2 separate regions of the Mus musculus genome follow, and region 1 is linked to region 2. The links are chromatin loops, found by intact Hi-C in ENCODE. Cell type or tissue: left cerebral cortex. All regions are shown on one strand.

Evidence for each region. Peaks named below come from ENCODE experiments on the same cell type or tissue, not always from the same donor. Only the 100,000 strongest peaks of a DNase experiment are listed, where the experiment ranks them.
Region 1: it touches region 2 in a loop (2.1-fold over the local background); 7 of 42 quality-filtered maps call a loop at or near these places.

Annotation. Positions count from the first base shown.
Region 1 is chr8:70,219,167-70,227,166 of GRCm38, reverse strand. Armc6 (armadillo repeat containing 6) reads left to right here. Exons shown (of 8, transcript NM_133972.2): 4 at 1,694-2,267; 5 at 3,478-3,623; 6 at 4,518-4,649; 7 at 4,924-5,061; 8 at 6,290-6,975. The coding sequence ends at 6,502. Among named protein-coding and RNA genes, the nearest start is that of Slc25a42, 11 kb to the right of the region's middle. In left cerebral cortex, a CTCF peak has its summit at 3,618 (motif pointing right); DNase peaks (open chromatin) are centred at 3,615 and 7,697.
Region 2 is chr8:70,084,769-70,092,768 of GRCm38, reverse strand. Hapln4 (hyaluronan and proteoglycan link protein 4) reads right to left here. Exons shown (of 5, transcript NM_177900.4): 3 at 7,625-7,987; 4 at 5,638-5,961; 5 at 1,907-4,639. The coding sequence ends at 4,248. Among named protein-coding and RNA genes, the nearest start is that of Hapln4, 5.2 kb to the right of the region's middle. In left cerebral cortex, CTCF peaks have their summits at 4,798 (motif pointing left) and 7,860; DNase peaks (open chromatin) are centred at 3,272, 4,766, 5,237, 7,937 and 2 more places; H3K4me3 peaks cover 991 bases; H3K27ac peaks cover 2,261 bases.

The DNA of each region.
Region 1 (8,000 bases), 130 kb before region 2:
AGACTTAAAAAAACGTTTTAATGAAAAGTAAAGGGCTGGTGAGATGGCTCAGTGGGTAAGAGCACCCGACTGCTCTTCCGAAGGTCCGAAGTTCAAATCCCAGCAACCACATGGTGGCTCACAACCATCCAAAATGAGATCTGACTCCCTCTTCTGGAGTGTCTGAAGACAGCTACAGTGTAGTTATATATAATAAAAAAATAAATAAATCTTAAAAAAATGATTTCCACCTTTCTAAAAAAAAAAAAAAGAAAAGTAAAAAAAAAAACTAAGGGCAGAGGATATATGTGACTCAGAGGTTCCTATTTTGCATGGACCTCCAGGTTCAATCCACAGTACTTAAAAATGCAGGGACAGGGCTGGAGAGATGGCTCAGTGGTTAAGAGCACTGACTGTTCTTCTAGAGGTCCTGAGTTCAATTCCTAGCAACCACATGGTGGCTCACAACCATCTGTAATGGGATTTGGTGCCTTTTCCTGGTGTGCAGATGTACATGCAGACAGAACACTCATATACATAAAATAAATAAATAAATAAATAATTCCTTTTTGTTTTTAGAAAAATACAGGCCTTTAATCCCAGCACTTGGGAGGCAGAGGCAGACGAATTTCTGAGTTCAAGGCCAGCCTGGTCTACAGAGTGAGTTCCAGGATAGCTAGGGCTATACAGAGAAACCCTGTCTCAAAAAAAAAAAAAAAAAAAAAAGAGAAAAATACAGGCACTGGAGAGCTGGCTCAGCAGTTAAGAACACTGACTGCTTTTACAGAGGATCTGGGTTCAGTTCCCAGCATCCACACAGCTGCTTATTAACCATCTGTAACCCCAGTCCCAAGGGATGTGACACTCCAGTCCCAGGGGATGTGACACCCTCTTTTGGCCTCCTCTGATGTCAAGCACCTTTTTTTTTTTTTTAAGATTTTTTAAAAAAGATTTTATTTATTTTATATATATAAGTACACTATAGCTGTCTTCAGACACACCAGAAGAGGGCGTCAGATCCCATTACAGATGGTTGTGATCCACCATGTGGTTGCTGGGAATTGAACTCAGGACCTCTAGAAGAACAGTTAGTGCCTTAACTGCTGAGCCATCTCTCCAGCCCTGGTGTCAAGCACTTTAAGTGGTTCAGTTCTTGGATAGACATGCAGGCAAAACACCCATACACATAAAATAACACTCATAAAAGTTTTTGTTTTTTTTTTAAAATAGGGTGATTATACATATATAATGGCTCATAGCTGGGGTCCCTGCACTCCAGACACTCTTGCAGGAGTTTTCCTATGAGTTCAAGGCCAGCTTAGACAACATAATTTCAAGGCCAGCCTGGGCTATAAATCAAGCCCCTATGTTGGTATTGAAGAGATGGCTCAGCAGTTATGAATGCTGCTCTTACTGAGGGCTCAGGTTCAATTCCTAGTATCCACATGGTACCTCACAACAGCTTGTGACTCCAGCTCCAGTGGATTCTACCTCCTTTTCTGAGAGTATTATACACACACACACACACACACACACACTTAAAAAAAGATTCTTTCTTAAAATAATAGTATAGGTATCTTAAAATATCAGTATAGGTGTAGAAATGTCCAGATGGATCTGGCCCTATCTTCCATCCTGGGCCCAGATTCTGGGTTGAGACTGCCTGTGGTGCTGAACCTATCAACAGCAACTAATACTGTGACATTCTCCACAGGCCCTTAACGATCTGCAGGAGTCCCTGACTGGCTCTCGGCTCCAGGAGGTGTCAGCCCACCTTGTCCGCTTCTGTGACCAGTGCAAGCAGCAGAAGGCCAGCCGCTACCTGGCAGCCCAGAAGGGAGCCTACCCAATCCTCCTGGCTGCCTGGCAGCTGGCTGCCACTAGCAACCAGGGTCTTCTGCTCCAGGCTCTCAATGCTCTGGCAGTGCTGACTGATGGCCAGCCTGACCTCCTGGATGCCCAGGGCTTGCATCTTCTCGTGGCCACGCTAGCACAGAATGCCGCCAACACTGAACTCACGTGCTGTGGGATTCGCTGCGTGCGCCATGTCTGCCTAAAGCACGAACAGAATCGGCAGGACTTGGTGAAAGCTGGCGTGTTGCCCCTGCTCACAGCGGCTATTACACAGCATGGCCAGCACGCCGATGTGGTCAGGGAGGCCTGCTGGGCCTTGCGGGTCATGACCTTTGATGATGATATCCGAGTGCCCTTTGGCCATGCCCATGAGCACGCCAAGATGATTGTTCAGGAGAACAAAGGCCTGAAGGTGCTCATTGAGGCTGCCAGAGGTAGGAGCAGCCCTGGGAAGAGGATGGTGGGTGGTTAGAGGATGGCATGGTTCTCAGCTGGGAGGATAAGTTCCCAGCCTGCCCTGTGGCTCCAGCTCTGTAGCAGGCCTATGCATGGGATCTCCACTCATCTGAGAGATAGGAAAGCCTTTCTCAGGCCCTGTTCTGTACCACAGAGTGGCTGAGAAATGAGGCCTGACCATCTGTAAAGCCAGTCAGCTTCTTGAAGAATGGGCTTGTTTGTGGCAGCTTGAATTAGGCTAATTAGAAATAGAGCGGGAGTGCAAACGTCGGAGCCTTGTCTGCCTTGTCCTTTGCTTCCTAGTGCTGCAGTGGGACCCAGCACAGAGTGTGCTTCATGTTAAGCACAAACTACTCTGTGCTGAGCCCAGGCCCTGGCTCTAAGCTGCTCCTCAGCCCCTAAGTAGTTATTTAAAGAGAATGGCTCACATTCTGGTAGTATGAAGGCCCTAGGGCAGACCAGAGATTCCCAGCAGTCCCCAGACACTTTCTCCACCGAGAAACCTCAATGTCCCACTTACCAAACAAAGCCTTTACCTGATTGGATGGACCACCTGCAGCCACCACATCTTCTCATTACTTAAAGCCTGTTCAGATCAACCTGTGCAGGGAAAAGAGGATGCCAAGTGGGCACAGGTAGCAAGTGCCATGGTGATCCTATAAATGGTAACTGCTGATCATCACCGCCGGGACTTCGCCGGTTGGTCTGCATGTGTTCCTCACCAGCTTCCTGTGGTGTGTGGAAAACTTCAGACAGGAGCCTCAAAGTTATGTCAGAAGCCTTGCCCGGGTTGTTTGGTTTCCTTCCTACCTTTCTTTGTGTCTCACGATGAGGGTCTGGAGCTTGCTATGTGGGCCAGGCTGTCCTGGAACTCACAAAGATTCCCCTGTCCCTGCCTCCCGAGTGCAGGGGATTAAGGTGTACACAATGCCCAACCTTTAACTTCTTTGCTTAGGGGATTCCAGGAACATGTCTGGCAGTTATTTGCCACTGTGCTGTCAATTTCTGTAGCTGCTGGCATGGGGCATGGTAGGCCCAGCCAGGGGCTAATTCTCCCATGGGCTTATTGGATGACTGCAGCCAGCCTGTGAAGTGGGAAGTTCTGCGGAGACTGACAGGCTCCTATCTACAAAGCTGCTTGTCCCTGGTCCCTCCCAGCTCTAATTCTCACTTCTTTCCTCTGCACAGCATTCTCTGACAACCCAGGGGTCCTGAGCGAACTCTGCAGCACCCTATCCCGCCTGGCTGTTCGGAATGAATTCTGCCAGGAGGTTATAGACCTCGGAGGCCTTGGCATCCTTGTGACCCTGCTGGCTGACTGCAATGACCACCAGGTGGAGCCCAGAGTCTTCCTCTTTCCCCAGGGCTCCTGGCCCCTGAGGCCAGCTGGCCAGACTGACCCCATCGAGGCAAGGGTGAAAGTCTGAATGAAGAAGGCCTGCCCACACTCTTAGGGTCGTGGTTCTTTTGGCTGGTTTTTCTTTCCTTTTTTCTTGTTTCCCTATATTGGTGAGACTTAGAACCTCCTGCATGCAAGCCCACTGCCACCAAATCACACCACAGCCCTTTTTACTTTTCAGTCTTTGTAGCCCAGGCTGGGCTTGATACTATAATTCTCCTGCTTCAGCCTTCCAAGTCCTGGAATGGCGGGCATGAGCTACCACACTGTGTGTGTGCATGTGCATGTATGTAAGAGAGAGAGAGAAAGAGAGATGGACAGACAGGGAGACAGGGTTGAAAGGGCTCATGTAATCTTAGTTGGCTTTAATTTAACCCACGTGTGCTACCTTGCCCAGGTTTCCTGTGGTTGTTCAGGGTGCTAGAACTTGGGGCCTTGTGCGTGCAAGGCAGACACAGTACTCCCTGAGCTGCTGCTCAGGCCCCACCTGTACACTCTCTCCAGCAGGGAGCAGGAGTGAGGACATGGGAATAACTTCCTCAGCTCAGGCCGCTCAGTGCTCTCCTTGAGCCGTGTCTGATGCCCACCTCATGTGAGGTGGATCAGCAAATCACTAGACCTGGCCTGCCCTCCTCCAACCTGCCCTTCCTCTGTATGGTGGGTCATGATCCTGTTGTCCCAGGCAGGCCTGTGACCCTGGGGTGGTCACATGTGTTCAAACTGAGAAACAGCCAGAATGCTTTGTTTAGCGCCCTCTCCCACCATCAAGCAAGTAGGAGGCTTGCAGATAACACATAAGCCAGGGTGATCTCACCTTCCATCCACACAGGACCTCGTGAAGCAAGTTCTCAGTGCCCTGAGGGCTATCGCAGGCAACGACGACGTAAAGGATGCCATTGTCCGGGCAGGTGGTACGGAGTCCATTGTGGCTGCTATGACTCGGCACCTGGCCAGCCCCCAGGTACCCACCTCAGACACATGGGCGGGACAATGGCCAGATTTACAGGGGCTGCCTCCTCACTGACAGCAAGGCTAGGTGAAGGACTGGAGTTTCTGTTCCCCACGGTAGGCTACACCCCCCCTGGGTACCCAACCCACCACTGCTGTGACACATAAGCCTGCAGGACCCACTGAAGGGAAGTGCAGAATATCCAGGCTGGGGCAGTGACTCATGCTGACACTCACGGGGAGGGGATCTGTCTGCCCAGAGTCTCAGTGGCTGTCCACACTCACAGGTGTGTGAGCAAAGCTGCGCCGCACTCTGCGTCCTAGCTCTTCGCAAGCCAGACAACAGCCGGGTCATTATTGAGGGCGGCGGGGCGCTGGCTGCTCTGCAGGCCATGAAGGCGCATCCACAGGAGGCTGGTGTCCAGGTGAGTAAGCGGCTGTGCCCACAGGGCCCTTTCCTTCTCATCAGCTAAGCATGTTGAGTCAGGTGTGGTGGCTATAATCCCGCAAGAGACATGAATTTAAGACTGACCAGCCTACACTACAGGACAGCCTGGGGACTTTCATACACAAGGACTTTAGTACACACACACACATGCACACACACAAGCACATGTGCCTAAAGTTTTCTTCTTTGTATGTTTATCCCCTTTCTCTTCTTCCTCTTCCTTTTTCTTTTTTTGAGACAGAGTAGCTCAGCAAACTGGCCTCTAGCTTTTTTGCCAAAAGAACAACCTTCACCGCCTAGTCTTCTTGCCTTCCCCAGTGAGTGCTGGAGTGACAGGCCTGTGCCACCACACGGGATTGAGACTGACCCCAGGGCCTAGTACATGCTCCGTAAACACTGTACCAACAGACCTCTGACTCAGCCCAACTCCAGCTTTCCTTTGAAACAAGCTCTAGATCTATAGCTCCTGCATGTGTGGAGGTCAGGGTCCCACGTCTTCAGCCCAGTAGGTGCTGGCTCCTCAGTGTGTGCCACCTTCCCCACCTGTCACTACTAAACATCATCATGCACACAGCTTCCCCATTGTGTCAGGTGTTCTGAGCCACCCAGCCATGAGGACAGTCCATGGAGCATGAAAACCTGGTCTCTGCAGACCCAGCTGTGGAAGATGGTGCCTGTGCATCAGTGATTTTAAAATCCATGAAAGGAGGGCTGGATGTAATGGTACATACCTTTAATTTCAGTACATGAGAAACACAGATGGGCAGATCTCTGAGTACAAGGCCAGCCTGATCTACCTAGTGAGTTTCGAAACAGCCAGGGCTACACAAAGAGACCCTGTCTCACAAAACAAACAAACAACAAAAAACAAAACTAGATGAAGGATCCTGGAACCAACCCAGATGGGTGACTCATTGAGAAATAAACTTTGGAATCCTCTATCCATGTCCTCTGTGCACCATCTCCAAAGCCTGCCTCAGGGGACATGGGTAGCTGGCTGTCTGGGTCCAAGTTTCTGTCCTGAGTGTTCACTTAGGAGATGTGGGACATGCAACTGAGAAGGTCACATGGGACCATGGGTCTGGCCTGGTCCAGTGTAGCTGTCTACTGAATATTTGTCTCATCATGTTCTGAGGAGTACACGGAGGTCGGAGTGGACCTTAACCCAGGCTGTTCCCCCTAGTCATAGCCTCTCTGTCTTCCAGAAACAGGCTTGCATGCTGATCCGAAACCTGGTGTCCCGCAGCCAAGTCTTCTCCAAGCCCATCCTGGACCTGGGGGCAGAGGAGCTCATTTTGCAAGCCCGAGCTGCTCACCCAGACTGTGAAGATGTGGCTAAGGCCGCATTGCGAGACCTAGGCTGCCGTGTGGAGCTTCGTGAACTGTGGACAGGAAAGAAGGGTGACCTGGCTCTATGACCTTAGCTCAGAGAACTCTGACTCCAGAACGTGGGTGGCTATGGGGCCCTGCCTCTCTGTCCTCCTTCCCATGCTACCCAGAGCACAAGTGTGCTAGCAGGGCAGGGGGTGGGGAGGGCAGAAGCAGTGATGACCTGGTGGCCCACCACTGCCAGTGTCCCTTCTACCACAGCTGCTCTCTGCAGCTTTGGGACAAAGGGCACATGGAACTGCAGTGTTCTGTCTGGAGTTTGAGGCCTCCACAAGCTGGTGTCCCAGCAGGGCCAGCCTGCAATCCGGGCACCACTCCAAGCAGTTGATAACCCTGCTCCTTGGGCAGGCCCCCTGGGTAGAGGTGCTTCAGCCAAGGCTGATTCCCCAAGATCCGCATGATGGGAGGAGGGAGGTGTCTCCTCCAAATTGTCCTCTGAACTCTGTATGTGTGCTGTGGTGCACACATACATGCTAGCTAAATAAACAAACAAACAAATAAATAAGTGAGTGTAATTTTAAAGCTTCTCATTTTTCTCACCTGTAAAATAGGTCTAGAATTCCTGGCACTGCTGGTAGAGGCAGGGATTTCAGATTCATCCATCAGGGTCTGCCCTGGCCCTGGTCCTTGATATTGCAGCCTGCTAATGCAGGCTAAAGGGGTCTCTTCATAGCTCTGTTGGTGCTGTGTCCACAGCCTCATCGAGAGCAGGCACTTGGCACCTGAGGTAGCTACAGGCACTGGGGTATTTGGGCCAGAGCCTGGTCTATATAGGTCACTGAGGCTGGGGTCAAGGACAGTCTATCTGCTCTGAGTGAGATCTGTGGCTGAGAGCAGGTAGCCTGACTTGTGGGAACCTCTCTGTTTCTGAAACACTGGGTTGTGTTGGACATGGAGAGGAATAGGGATCATCAGCTCCAGCCCCATTGTCCTAGGAATGCTGCCTCACAGCAGCCCCAGTCCATGTCTGAGCCTCAGTTTCCCCAATGTGAAACATAACACCATTGTCACCAATTCAAATGCTCACACCACCTACCCAACATTGTGCAGGTCCCTAAGCAGCTAGCTGCTCCTGAACTTTTGTGACCCGTGGGGTTCAGAGTAACCTCAGAACCTCCTGCCTCTGTCTCATATTCCCTTCCCCCTCTGGTAGGTCTGGACCAGGTATGCCTTTCCCAGAAGGCTCTTAGTTTCCATGGGAACCAGCCGTTACTTCTGGCAGCTCTGCAAAGTGTATGTGTGGGGCGTAGGGGGGTATGGCAGGAGAGTTATCCTAACTCAGACACTCAGATGTCTGAGCTTCCCCACAATGGACAGGGAGAGGCCCTGCCAGCTCAAGGACGGACATGAACCTTGGACTGGGTCACCTTGCCCTTCTCCACTCTCAGGGGACAGACACAACAAGATGTAGGTGAAGGGTCTCCTAGTCCTATACTGCCTAGATTGCATAACTTGCTGTCTGGGTCAGTGATGTGTGTGACTGTGGGCAGACTTCAAACCCTGTTCCTCAGTCCTCGGGCATAGGTG
Region 2 (8,000 bases):
CACTAAGTGAGCCACAGCCATGGGCCCTGAGCCCTTATTAGGAGCCACACACTGTGCCCGGTCAGAGGGAAAGTAGGGTACCGCAGGAGAAATAGAAGGTATCTTTTCTCTTTCTTTCTCTTTCTTTCTCTCTCTTTCTTTCTTCCTTCCTTCCTTTCTTTCTTTCTTTCTTTCTTTCTTTCTTTCTTTCTTTCTTTCTTTCTTTCTTTCTTTCTTTCTTTTTCTCTCTCTCTCCCTCCTCCCCTCTCTCTTTCTCCCTCCCTCCCCCTCCCTCCCTCCCTTCCTTCCTTCCTTCCTTCCTTCCTTCCTTCCTTCCTTCCTTCCTTCCTTCCTTCCTTCCTTTCTTCCTTTTCCTCCAGATAAGAAACAGAGCAGCATCGTACATGCCTCCTCCCAGTGCTGCAGAGGTGGAGGTAGGAGGGCTAGCCTGGGCAACAAACAAACGAACGCAGGAGAGGAAGACAGATACATGCCCTGGAAAAGTGCAGCTATAAGCTGCCTGCCAGAGATGCAGAGAATTAGCTAGCTATTGACTGCTGGCCTTATTCTGTAGCTCAGGCTGACCTCAAGCTCACAGCAATCTTTCTACCTCAGCCTACTGAGTGGTAGGATAAGAAGTGTGAACCAAGTTGGGTGGTGGCACATGACTTTAATCCCAGCACTCTGGAGGCAGAGCCAGGTGGATCTCTGAGTTCAAAGCTAGCCCAGTTTATAAAGCGAGTTCCAGGACCGCTAAGACTACACAGAGAGATCCTGTCTAAAAAGAACCACCACCACCATCAACAACAGAGAGATGCTCATAGGAGCCACAGCGCAGATGTGGAAGTCAAAGCCAGCCTGGGAGTGAGCTCTCTCCTTCCGAGTGGGAGTCCCACCGGTCAAACTCAGGTCACCAGGCCCAGAGACTAGTGCCTTTACCCATTGAAGCATCTTGCCAGGCATCCATCCATCAAGACAGCAATGGCTGCTGCCAGCTATGTAAAACCCTGTCATCTGTAGCTGGGGACAATTGTGCACAGAGGATAGAGGTGTGTCCCAGTCAGCCTTAGTGACAAAAGGCATGTACCAAAGTGAGAGAAGGCAAGGGTGTCCTTGGGGAGGAAGGGTGTCTTAGTTTTTGAAACAGGGTCTCACTACATAACCTTAACTGGCCTGGAAAATCACTCATCCTTCCTAACGCTGAGACCCTTTAATACAGTTCCTCATGGTGTGGTGACCCCCAGCCATAAAATTAGTTCATTGCTACTTCATAACTATAATTTTGCTAGTTATGAATTGTAATGTAAAGTTCTGATATGCAGAAGATCTGATGTGACCCCCCAAAGGGGTGGAGACCCACTGCTGTAGACCAGACTGGCTCTGAATTCTGAGAGCCACAAAGATGTACACCCACTCCCCATCCCCCCAATTTTATTTGGAGAAGAGGATTGGGAAGAGGAATAGCATGTATACTGGTGAGATTGGATTTCTAAGTAAATATTTTCAATCCCTGAAGTGGGGTCCACCTTCCCTTTTGCATGTAAAATATCCAACTTTCATTGAATGAAAGCAAAGTGGGTGGAGCCACCCCAACTCAGCCAATAATGGTATGGCCCATTTTCCAGAGTAACCTTGATTGGTCCAGGACTGTATGAATGCCAACCTGTCCTCTTACCACTTGTTTTGTACACACTCCCACTCCCACACACTAAACACCAGTGAATAAGTCAAGTTTACAAACAAAAATTCGGGACTAGAGAGCTGGCTTAGTTGACTAAGATGCCTTGCTGCTCTTCCAAATGCAGCAGCAAAACTATCTCTAACTCTAGCTACGGGGTCCAGCTCCTTCAGCAGGCCTCCAGGGGCACCAGACACACACGAAATACTGACAAAAAAACTTAAAAATAAATAAAAATTGGCCAGGCAGTGGTGGCTTACACCTTTAATCTCAGCACTTGGGGCAGGCAGATCACTGAGCTCAAGGCCAAGCCTGGTCTATGTAGCAAGTTCCATGACAGCCAAGGCTAAACAGTGAGACCCTGTCTCAAAAAAAACAAAATAAATAAGCAAATAAATAAAAATACAGATTGGCTACCTCATTTCTACAGCCAGCTCCTACTTAACGTTTTTTAGATGACATGTTACTATGATTCATGTGTATGCACACATGCCCCAGGGCACATGAGGAGGTCAGAGAGGATCCCACAGGATCCTGGAGCAGTGAAAAAAGGGAGAGGAGCCACTTTTGAACCGAGAAGCCCACTGCACTGACAGGGACTGGCAGCCTTGTTTCACATTCACCAGAAAAAACAAAGGTTTATTGAACTTGGGCTGCAGGCTGCTGCTGGGGACCTCAGAACAATCCTAGCCCAGAGAAGAGTCTGGATAAGTGTTTGGCTGCACACTTTAGAACAAAAGGTGTGACTGGAGCCCACAGCCCCTTAGCTTCCAGACTCAGGGGTGGAATTAGCCGAGATAGATGGGGCAGGCAGGAAAGTGTGTGGGCAAGGGTACTTGCTGGTTCCAGCAGCATCTGAGACCTGGAGGCTCCTGCATTTGGGCTGGTCTTGACCCTTGAGCACACATGGGTCCTCAGAAATGGGTTGAAATTGATGGTTTCAGGGAGAATCTGCCCTCCTTGATTTCCAAGAAGGAAAGGTCGGCCTTTGTGCGGTACCACAGCCTCAGTTTCCTAGTCTGCAGGGTGAACATTTAAAATGCTGGAGGGGGTTGCAGTGGTGGCTCCTGCTCAGCTGCTGGGTGGAGTAAAGTTAGCATGCAAATGGATGGTGCAGATAGCTGTTCCAGAAGCAGAGTCCTGCATAGGCCCATCTGAAGAAGGGACATTTGTCAGGCGCCTGAGGAACACAGCAGGCAGCTCCAGTCAGAGGGACCCATAGCAAGAAGTTCCTGAGTGCTGCAGGTCAGTTGTCATGGAGACACCGACGTTCTCTATGGCAACAGTTGGACAGGATGGGACCCTGGAGGGGAAAGCCTTGAAGGGACAGGTATTCTGTTACCTTGGACACCAGAGGTTTGGACTCCATGGCAACAGTCTGGGTGTTTCAAACTGTCTAGGAGCGGGGCTTGGGCAACTGAGAGAAACAGAAGATGCTCTTTGGGAAAGGGGCAGCTGTTTCCATGGAGAGGCCTGGAGAACTGAATGTTGGGTTACCCTGAGGATACTCAGTGGGGAAGATTGTCTCCACAGCAGTCCACCAGGGCAGGGACAGACAAAAATGAAGTGGTAGGTGTTAGGCTTTAGGCCAGTAAGAAAGGAAAAGTGTGGTAACCATGGTTACAGAGGAAGGCAGAATGTGCCATTTCTGTGGGTGTAGCGGGTGAGCCTGGTAAGGCTGCATTGGTGGCCTATGTGACCTTAAGAAGCCGAGCAGCTTGTCTCTGCAAGTCAGATTTTTAGGGGTTTCTTGTCTGAGGGAATCTCTTTGGTGACATCCCCCAAGGAGCCCGGGGACGGGACATTCAAGCGAGTCTACTCTCTGGTCAGAGGAAAACCTGAGGGATAGGCATGGCCGCTGTTCCAGGAGCCAGCTGAGGAGACTCTCCTGTGACACCAGAGGTGTTGGGTCTGTCCTCCATATTGACCCAGGGACAAAGTATGCTACCTTGAAAACGTAAAGAGACTCTCTGAAAGAGTGGGAATCTGGGTCACTTGCTCGTACAGGGCACGATCATCTTGTGACCTGTGGTTTTCTGTTTCTTCACCAGGTGATGGAGTCAGTGTACAGCTGACGATCCAAGACCAGTTTTCCAGCTCCCGGGAAATACAGAAGGTTTGGGGGCAGGTCTCCAGTTAATCCTGGGGGTCCAGCCTCCAGGTGACTGAGGGGGGTGTCCACCTGTTTTTCAGAAGGCCATAGAAGGTTCATCTTTTGGAAACCGTAGAGTCCTGCTGGTCTACTGGGGTCCCGGGGATTAGGGAGAGTATGACTCTTCTGGGCAAAGTCTAAAAGATGAAATATCCACTATCCAAAGGGGATCCTCAGAGGGCAACATAGTCAGCGACCAAGAACCACAACAAGTGGGTCAGCCTGCAGCTCACCGCAGGGGTAGGTCGCTTATCCAGGAGACCTTAGGTATGGTCAATGTCCAAAGACCACAGGTAGCTAGATCAGTCTGCAGTGCACCGCAGGGGTGTGTCATATGTCCAAGGAATCTCTGAGACTCTGAGACGTGATCGGTATCCAGGGGGTGCATGAGGCCACTGGATCAGCCACTAACACCCCCAAACACGCATCCTTCCAGATCTATACACGCAGCGGGGTCCAGGCAGCCGGATCCCTCGACCCTCCAGCCCAACCTCCTCCGCCGGCCCAGCCCCAGCCCCAGCCGCCTGGAGCCGGATCTGGGGCACCTGGAGCGCGGTAGCAGTAGACACCGAAGAGACGTCGGGAGGCGTCAGGGAAACCCAGGCTGCGCACGCCGGGCCGAGGACCTCCACAGCGAGTTCGCGGATTCACGATGGGATAGCGCGCGCTGCCATCCGCCAGCCAGCCTGCAGTGCAGCGGTCCAACAGCTGCAGCTTCCACGCAGCGAACAGCTGCCCGACCTTGGCCACTGTGGCACCCCGCGCAGCGCACGCGCGCACTGCCCCGGCCAAGGCCACAGGTCGCAGCGGTTTCAGGAAAAACACGCGGCCTGTGGGACCCGAGAGTGTGTTAGACCCCGGCCAGGGATAGGCCCGCCAGGCTCTAGCGTCCTAGGGCTTCCTGAGCCTAGTCCATCCCATTCACTGCAACCTGGGACCGCCAGTGCGATGCTGGTACCATGTGGCATTTCACTGCCCCCCTGTGGCAGCCTGGAAAGCGGAGGCAAGGCGGAGGAGCGGGGCCTGCTCACTTTGGTGGGGGACAATGGTCTTGGAGGGAGGGTCTATGCACTTCAGGGAGATTTCTGTCCATTGGGCAGGGCTCTTATTTGGGGCGCGACCTATGTTTGGGAAAGGTTTTCTCTAGTGTCCTTATGCCTTAGCGTAGTGTCTGTGTCCTTAGGCATAGGATTTGTGTTCTTGTGTTCTTGTGGGCAGAGTCCACACTCTTGAAATGGACCTTCAACCACGGTGTAGGCTCTATGTCTTTCGGACAGGTCTTCCTCAGGGAGGCGGGGATGGGGGCTTTGGGCTTAATTTGTGCCTATCTCTTTGGGGCGGAGCCCATGGAGGAAGTCTTTCCTCAAGAGAGAAAAAGCCTATACCCTGAGGGATGGAGTCTATGTTTCTGAGACAGACTTCCCTCCACCTGCCAGGCCCTAGGGTTAGGCGGTTAGGGCTGTCTTCCTCAAAGGGTTGGAGACTAGGCACTTGGGGCGGGTTTCTCCCTAAGGGGCGGGGCATATGCGCCTGGGGCGGACCTCATTCTAGGGGACTGGGACTATGCAATCAGCGGCCAGGCTCCATGGGTCAGAGCCTGTGCATGTGGGGCAGGTGTCCCTCCAGGGAGAGAGCTTTTGAACTGGAGGAGAGGGCCTCCTTTCCTGGGAGAGGACATAATGATTAAGAGGAAGGAGAGAGGGAAGAAGGGTCCCCTTCAGGGAGAAGCCTATGTATTTAGGGGGCCTAGGTCCTTGGGACAGGTCTCTTTCAAGAAGGCGGGAAATAAGTGCTGGAGACCCGCTTCTTTGGAAAAGACTTATCTCACCCGGGAGGTTGGACGTGAAGCAGAAGGCATCGTAGCGTTCCTCAGCGTTATGACGATATCCATAGTTGCGCACGCCCCCGTTGGTGCCGCCACCAGCTCCAGTGCTCCCAGTCCCGCCACAGGGCTCCCGGGCATGGCTCACTGGGTACTGCACCGAGCCATCGCGTAACCATCCCGCGTTGCACCAGTCCAGGCCATCGCGCCAGGCCGCGTGCAGCTGCTCCGCGGACGCCAAAATGCCATCCTGTTCGGCACAAGCACGCTGCGCTTCCACGAAAGTCATCTTGTAGCGACCTCCGCGCGGGTGATAGGGGAAGACCACCCCTGGGTGGACGAAGACAAATAGGAGTCTGTCAGGGTTACACACACACACACACACACACACACACACACACACACACACACACACGCACTGGATTCTACTACACCTTACACGAAACAGAACCTTCCAGTTCACTTTTCTCTCAGCCCTCGGACCCGGCCGCACCTCTAGCCCCCTCACGCCCATTATGTGTCCTTGGATTCAAGCGTGGAATGTGCTCCTCTGCCTTAATACATTTTAATCATGGCTACTCTTCCATGGCCACAGACCTTCATGCATGTTCTTTCTATCCTTCTCCAGCTGCCTAATTCATCCATCAAAACTCAACTCTTAATGTCCTCTGTCCCAGTGTTCTGACAACTCACTACTGAAGTGGAAAGACCTGTCCCTAGGGCAGTACTCCTACACCCTGGGCCCTGAAACAGTTGGGCAGGTGTCAAGCCCTCTGATTTGCCAGTATTATTTAAAGTGTTTCCCTTCCAACTGCCTGGGACTGTGACTCTAAACTTATTTCTCACTAAACTCAGTCAACCCAACTCTGGAGTGTTTCTGTGCTGAAGGACAGGGTTTAGGCAGAATCTCATGCTGGCCCCTATTCCAGGATAGGATGCAAACACCAGCTATGGTGAAGCCCTAGAGTTTTGATGGACAGGATGTCGAATCTTGGCCACGCCCCTCACCTACAGATGCCCAGGGCAACGCCATAGCCTTCTTGAGGCAGAGCTCATCTCTAGGTTAATAGCTGTCGACCTTGGGGATTTGAGGAAATTAAATGAGAAGCTCCAGAGAGCCGTTCAGCTAAGTGGCTGGCAAACAGAAAGCATCTAATGAAGACAGCTACAATTTTCCATTGTTAAAATGTTCAGAAGTGTCAATTGAATGGCTCTGAAGGTAATGGCATTTGCCACCAACCCTGACAAATTGAGTTCTATTCCAGGAGAGAATCCATTCGGCAAATTGTTTGTGATCTCCATTCAAGAACCGTGGCATGTGTGCACTCGTAAACACACACACAGAAGTGCACACACCAAAATTCAATAACTTTTTTCTTGAAAGCTCAAGAGTTCAAAGCCAACCTGGGGTCCATTAAACCTTGTCTTAGTCATAGAGCTAGTGCTGAAGAGATGGCTCAGCGGTTTAAAAAAACACTTTCTTCAGTCCAGGGATGGCCCTCACCATTGATCCCTTCACTTGAGAGGCATGCTGATCGCTGCAAATGCAAGGCTTGTTGAGATTTTATTAAATTAATCAGAAGGTGCCTTAGGCAGGCCTTCACACAGTGCACCAAAAGATTATCCCAACAAAAGTTAGCGTGATCTATGTAGTGGGTTCCAAGGCAGCCAGGGCTACATGGTGAGACCTTGTCTAGAAGGGAAGAAAAAAAAGGGGGGGGACCTCTTTCTTCCTTGTTTCTCTTCCAGCCAAAAAGAGTTCTGTTCCCCACACTGACACCAGGCAGCTCTCAACCACCTGTAACTCCAACTCCAGGGGAAGGGAGGCCTCTTCTGGCCCTAACCACAGGCATATATTAGTATACACATACATTAAATAAGAGCTGTAATTTTTAAATGAGCTATTCCCCTGCCTGACAAAATCTCTACCGAAACAACCTCATTCAGTTTGCCCCCCACTGTACCCCTTTTTCTCTGCCCATGCTGTGGTCACCTTCCAGATCCAGCTTGACCATGCCGACGTCATCCTCCAGCTCATTGGTGACCTCGCACTCGTAGCGCCCGTAGTCCTGAAGGGTGACATTTCGGAGGACCAGGGAGGCATCCCCAGGTCCGTCATTCTGCAGTTCGGCCCGCCCTCGGTAGGGACCGAAGGCTCGATGCTGGGGACCCAGAGCCACGAAGACATCGGCGAAAGCCAAAGGGTCTACCACTTTCGTCCACTTGAGGCGGACGCCGTCGTGACCGTGGGCGGCCGCCTCGTAGTGGTAACGGCAGGGTAAGACAATGGTACCACCGCGGTGGCTCACCACCTGCCCCGGCGCCGTCTGCACCACCACGGAACCGGACTCGCCCTCTGCGGGGCGACC